Regions from separate parts of the Mus musculus genome. Here region 1 is linked to region 2. The links are chromatin contacts, found by Hi-C or POLR2A ChIA-PET in ENCODE. All regions are on one chromosome and are shown on one strand. The core of a region is the stretch at or near the end of the contact, and the rest is flanking DNA. Distances in the headings are between cores, read along the strand shown. Region 1 overlaps Zbtb4 (zinc finger and BTB domain containing 4). Region 2 holds the start of Tmem256 (transmembrane protein 256).

Region 1 (2,700 bases), core at 34-2,533, 54 kb before region 2:
GTAGTTTAGTGGTTTGTGTGCCAGAGCTAGCACTTGAATAAGGTTGTGTGTGAGACAAGGTCTCATTCTATAACCTCGACTGGGTGAAACCCACAGCAGTCCTGCCTCAGCCTTCCAACGCTGGGGTTCTAAGTATGGGACACTATGCCTGGTTTGAATGAGATCTCTCAATATGTAGCAGAGGTTGGCCTTGAACTCATAGCAATCCTCCTGCCTCTGTCTTCCAAGTTCTGAGATTACAGGCATTCACCACCACTCCCCCCCTCCCCCTTTTTTAAATGTTTATTGCAAATGCTGACTTTTAGAAATAACCTTTTTTCACTCTAAAGGTGGTAATCATTGCAAAAAATAAATTTTAGAAAGTTAAAAATAGACAAAAATGATTAATCATTTTCTACATTTTAATTTTAATACGTGCAATTGTAGGCGATATTTATATTTCCTTCCAGATTTATTTTCCCTCTCTTCAACAAATGTTAAGCACTTATGGGCTAGGACCTGTACACATTGCTGGGGATAATTCAGTAGCCAACAGATCTCCTGTCCTCAAAAGGCTTACAGTCTACTACTTGGTTATAATTCTATTTCACTAGAGATCTAAGCTGTGACATTCTATGTAGTTTCAAGAAACAAACTCCAAGTGTGCTGGTTTACCAGGTCTGTGATTCCAACAATTGCTAGGCTAAGGAAGTAACATTGTTGGGAGTTTGAGACCAGCCTGGACGCCACAGTTCCAGGCTAGCCTGGGCCACAGAGTGAGACTCTGTCTCAAAAACAACAAAAACAAAACCGCAGAAGAACAAAACTCTAAATAATAAGTAGAAGGACATTTCGGGTGGGTCCAAGGCACCATGCTCAGCCTCCAAGTCTCACTTGAACGTCTTCCCAGAAACAAGATTCTTACAAGCGCCAAGCGCTATTGAGCTTGAGAGTACCTGCAGCATTTGGCAAAAATGACCGGAGGGTCCTCAAGGGAAAGGTTCAGGAGGGGGCAAATGGTACGTGGCATCTAGGAAAATGACTAGGGTCCCGACGCTTGTGAAAACGATGAATGTCCACAGAAAAAGACGGTCCACAACCATGGCCACAAACTGCCAGTCCTCCTTCAGCTAAGGGTAGACAAAAATAAATAAATAACTCCAGGTCTGGAGTTTTGGGGTGCCCACCCCTTTCAGTTTTCTGCCAAGGTATTGTTACTTGGAATGTGAGAAAAAGATAAGTAGCGCAAAAGTAAGGCTCCAGCTAGATATGAAAGCAAGGAAACCAGTCGGAAAGCAGGAAGGACAAACCAAGCACACTTCCAATCAGAAACGGAAGGGCCTGCTAAAGGCGGAGCTTAAAGTTAAGGGTGGAGCCGAGGTCCATGAGCCCACAGGCTCCAGACTCTTTGGACTTACTGCGTCGTGGTCCTCCTGTTCCTGAAGCTGTCGGGCCATGTAGCTGATTGAGGAAATGACCTCTCGTAGCTCCTGAGGCAGACCTACAGCCCGGGTTGGACCATCGATAAATCGTCGCAGGTCCGGGGCAGATGATTCAGGCTGAAACCTGTGTGTGTAGGGTGGGGACTGTTTGACCACACCCTGGGTTCAAAGAGAATGTGAAGTTCCCGTTGACCTGTCAACCCTGCTCCAGCTGCCTCCTCCAACAACCTTCCGTACCTGGGAGAGACCTTCCGACCTCTCCAGACTTTTGCAAGTTTCTGGCTCTTTAAACTTTTAAATGCCACCTTTTTACAATGCAAGCACAGACAAGGTTCCTACAACTCCCATGATGCTAGGCCACATTACCTTCCACTGTCTTCTGGGAGCTGTAGCTCTCCCTTGCCCAAGTGATTGATTAGTGTAGGTCTTTTTTTGTTGTTGTTTTTTGTTTTGTTTTGTTTTTTTGTTTGTTTTGTTTTTCGAGACAGAGTTTCTCTGTATAGCCCTGGCTGTCCTGGAACTCACTTTGTAGACCAGGCTGGCCTCGAACTCAGAAATCTGCCTGCCTCTGCCTCCCGAGTGCTGGGATTAAAGGCGTGCACCACCACACCCAGCGACTAGTGTAGGTCTTACCTGTTAAGTTTAGGGAAAAGAAAATCACTTGGAGGCTTCCGGATGAAATATTCATCAGTTCCTCTGCCCCAGCCACTTCTTGGAGAAAGAGAGTGATGTGGTTCAGGGAGTTGGTCTCTCTCGGGTTTGGGCCTCTTCAGACCCAGGTATGGAGGGAGCTTGTGAATGAAGATCTATACAGTAGAAGTGACATATTACAGAGGGCTTTAATGCTTTCAATCACAAAGAAAGCAGCTAAGGATTCACACCCCAGATGTCCCTTCCTGTACATGCGCACTCACAGTACTCCTGAGCTACACTGGCAGAACCTCTACTGCACAGCTTTAGGGCTGGACAGATAGATGGCTCAGCAGTTAAGAGCACTGACTGCTCTTCCAGAGAACCCTGGTTTCCAGGGCCACATGGTGGCTCACAACCATCTGTAAGTCTTAGGCACGTAGGTAGTACATATATACATACATGAAACAAACATTCATTCATGTAAAAAATATATGTGTGTGTATACACATGTATATGTGTACACACACACACACATATATATATAATCACACACCACACACACAATGTATATACACTTTAAAAAAGAGCTCTTTTAGGTCAGATTTGGTGCCTCACAACTTTAATCCCAGCACTTGGGAGACAAAAG
Region 2 (2,700 bases), core at 164-2,663:
AGAAGGGGGGCGGCGGCCTCTGAGCCCCCGCGGCCCCGCAGGCCCAGCCCCCGCCTGCAGCGCCTCACCCGGCGGGGGAGGGGGATCGCCCCAGCCCCGGGGGGCGGGGCCGGAATCCAGTCGATCCCCAGGAAAAGGAAAGCTAGGGTATAGGGTCAGAGAGAGCTCAAGAACAGGGAACCCCGCAGTGGGAAAGGCTGAGCCAGGAGGGAGCAATGGGACAGGACTAGATTGGAGATCCACTGGTTCTCTGGGATGGCTTCGAGGGACCAGGAGGCGGTTCAGGCGACAGATCCTAAGGGATCGGGTGCTGGAGGAGGAGTCCACGGCAATCCCTAGGGGCCCGGAGCCCCGGAGCGCAGAATCCGCGGTGCAGGGGCAGGGATCCAGCCGGAATCCTCGGGGAGGGGGAGGGATCTAGTCGATCCCGAGGGCGGGCGGGAGGGAGATCCGGGGAGTCAGAAGAGGGCGGGGGCCGAGTCCCGAGCCTCGAGGCAGAGGTCGGTGCGGCTCCTAGGAAGGAAGGCAAGGGCTAGGGGAGGCTTTGGGAAATGCTCAGTAGCCAGGAGGCCCGGACTCCTGGCTCTGCGCGCCAGGGCCCGCCCGCCCCGCGTCCATCCCAGCTCGAGAGTGATGATCCGCCGGCGGAGCAGCCGCAGCAGCCCCGCGCGTCACCGCGCGGCCGCCTCCCCCGCCCCCTGCCGAGAGAGCGGCGCACACCCCTCGCTTGCACCCGCCTGCCCACCCGCCCTCTGGAGTGTGGGGGGGGATTGAAGACAGTGAAAGGGGTGGGAGTGGACAGACGGACGGATGGACGTAGCGAACTAGAGCAGGGTGAAGACATCTCTCCCCCCGCCCCCCCGGATCTCCCACCCTCTGGGCTCTCCGGGTCTAGCAAGGGGGAGAACAGCTGAACTATAGAGGGCAGGGCATCACACGAAGAAGGCGGGGCCTCTAGGCACAGAGGCGGAGCCATCGTGGGATGGGAGGGGTTTGATGGCAATAGGTGGAGCTTAGAAATCCGTGGGGCCGCCCCTTTTGAGGAGTGGGTCTGGTTTGAAGCAGAACAGGAGGAGCCTGTAGAAAAAGGGGTGGAACTTTGTGGGGGACCGATATCTTTGCAAATTAGCTGGAGGTGTGGGGTTGGGGTGTCGAAGAGGCGATCAACTTGGAAAGTGGGCCAATCCGTGACGCAAATCCTCTAGTCCCACCCTCAACCCCGCCTCCCACTGCTCCGCTCCTCCGCTCCTAATTGGTTCTAGTTTCTCCGCCCGCCAGACATCTTCTCCATTCAACAGAAGTTTTACAAAGGCGTCTGTAAGGGAACCGGGGCTCTGAAATGAACATAGCCCTGATTGGGCATTTTTGGACCTTATTTGCATGGGCAATCGGGATTGGCTGGCTTGTTGGGTGGTCAGGGCGGTGTTGGTTCCGCGCGTGACCACCCACAGCTATGGCCGGGGTAGGGGCTGCTTTCCGCCGCCTAGGTGCCTTGTCCGGAGCTGGGGCCTTGGGTTTGGCCTCCTACGGGGCACACGGTCAGGGGACGTGGGATGCAGCTGGGCTGGGGGCAATCTTTGGGATCTGGTGCGGGGAGGGACCTATAGGAAGTGTCTTGTCTTTTATGGAATAGAGATCCCTTGGAACCCCGAACCTTCAAGTTTGTCTTTAGGTCCAAAAGCGTCTCAGTACTACATCTGTTTCCACCAGTCAGAAGCTTCCAGGGATGCAGTGTCTACTTAGGTGCCCCTGGGGTTTGAGAGGGTCTAAGCCAATACAGTTCTGATTGGTTTTGCATCTCTCTACAGGCGCTCAGTTTCCGGATGCCTACGGGAAGGAGGTGAAGTAACAGTTCTGGGACTCCTGGACTTGGCGCGATGTTTGGGTGTCCTTAAACTGGGAGGGGGTGGGGAGATGAATGGGAAGGCAGTCAAGTGTAGGTCTCTACTGCAAGGACTGCAGGCCTGTGGCTTGAAGACCTGGGGGAGCAGCAAACTGAGCCGTCAGAGGTGACAGTGTTAATGGACTTCGGTCCTATGTTGCTTAGAAAATCTCTCTCTTCTCTTTTTCTTACAGCTCTTTGACAAGGCCAACAAACACCACTTTTTGCACAGCCTGGCCCTGTTAGGGGTACCCTCTTGCAGAAAACCTGTCTGGGTAACCAATTCCCTTGCCTAATTTAAATCAAACCTCATTTACTCCCTCATGTTGCTTTGTTCTTAAAATTCTGTATTCTGTTCTCTGCCTCTTCCAGGCAGGATTACTGTTAGCTTCTGGAACTACCTTATTCTGCACCAGCTTCTACTACCAGGCTCTGAGTGGAGACACCAGCATCCAGACTCTGGGGCCTGTGGGAGGGAGCCTGCTAATCTTGGGCTGGCTTGCCTTGGCTTTTTGAAGTCTCTTGTTTAAGCGCCCAGTCCTGGCCTTTCTGGGTAATTGGGCGCAGAGGGAAGGAGCCAATGTTGAAGCAGAAAAGAAATTAAAAGAAAAAGGCATATAAAGAACTTTGGTGTCTTTATTCATCTAACATTGAGCAAGGGAGGGCAGAGAGTCTACCTTTGAATTTGCATTTCTAACTACAAAGATCCTCTGGTTCTGGAATTCCAATCTTTACAAGGTGTTGTAATTGTGTGTAGGGCTCATAAAGAGCGCTTGAACTAATGGAGCCTCTTACCTAAAGAGCACATGAGGGGCTGG

What was found. Hi-C counts contacts between places; a loop is a spot of excess contacts on that map. ChIA-PET counts read pairs that join two places held with the same protein, here RNA polymerase II (POLR2A).
Region 1: POLR2A ChIA-PET joins it to region 2 with 28 read pairs in embryonic stem cell. The contact joins the enhancer-like site here to the promoter of Tmem256 in region 2. A Hi-C loop is called at or near these places in 2 of 37 maps with a recorded cell type or tissue (T-helper 2 cell and heart). POLR2A ChIA-PET finds 5 or more read pairs at or near these places in 4 of 5 experiments (Patski and embryonic stem cell).

What each region holds. Positions count from the first base shown.
Region 1 is chr11:69,783,653-69,786,352 of GRCm38, forward strand. Zbtb4 (zinc finger and BTB domain containing 4) reads left to right here. Exons shown (of 4, transcript NM_029348.2): 4 at 1-374. It overlaps Chrnb1 (cholinergic receptor, nicotinic, beta polypeptide 1 (muscle)), which reads right to left. Exons shown (of 11, transcript NM_009601.4): 9 at 2,055-2,227; 10 at 1,398-1,545; 11 at 384-1,109. The coding sequence ends at 969. Among named protein-coding and RNA genes, the nearest start is that of Chrnb1, 11 kb to the right of the region's middle. Within about 2 kb of position 1,284, at least 1 of the 3 ENCODE cell types and tissues checked has a DNase peak (open chromatin) inside an H3K27ac peak, as active enhancers do; it is heart, where a contact is called at or near this core.
Region 2 is chr11:69,837,112-69,839,811 of GRCm38, forward strand. Tmem256 (transmembrane protein 256) reads left to right here and starts at 1,414. Exons shown (of 4, transcript NM_026982.1): 1 at 1,414-1,538; 2 at 1,809-1,840; 3 at 2,077-2,157; 4 at 2,255-2,447. The coding sequence starts at 1,454. The coding sequence ends at 2,398. Nlgn2 (neuroligin 2) reads right to left here and starts at 673. Exons shown (of 8, transcript NM_001364137.1): 1 at 1-673.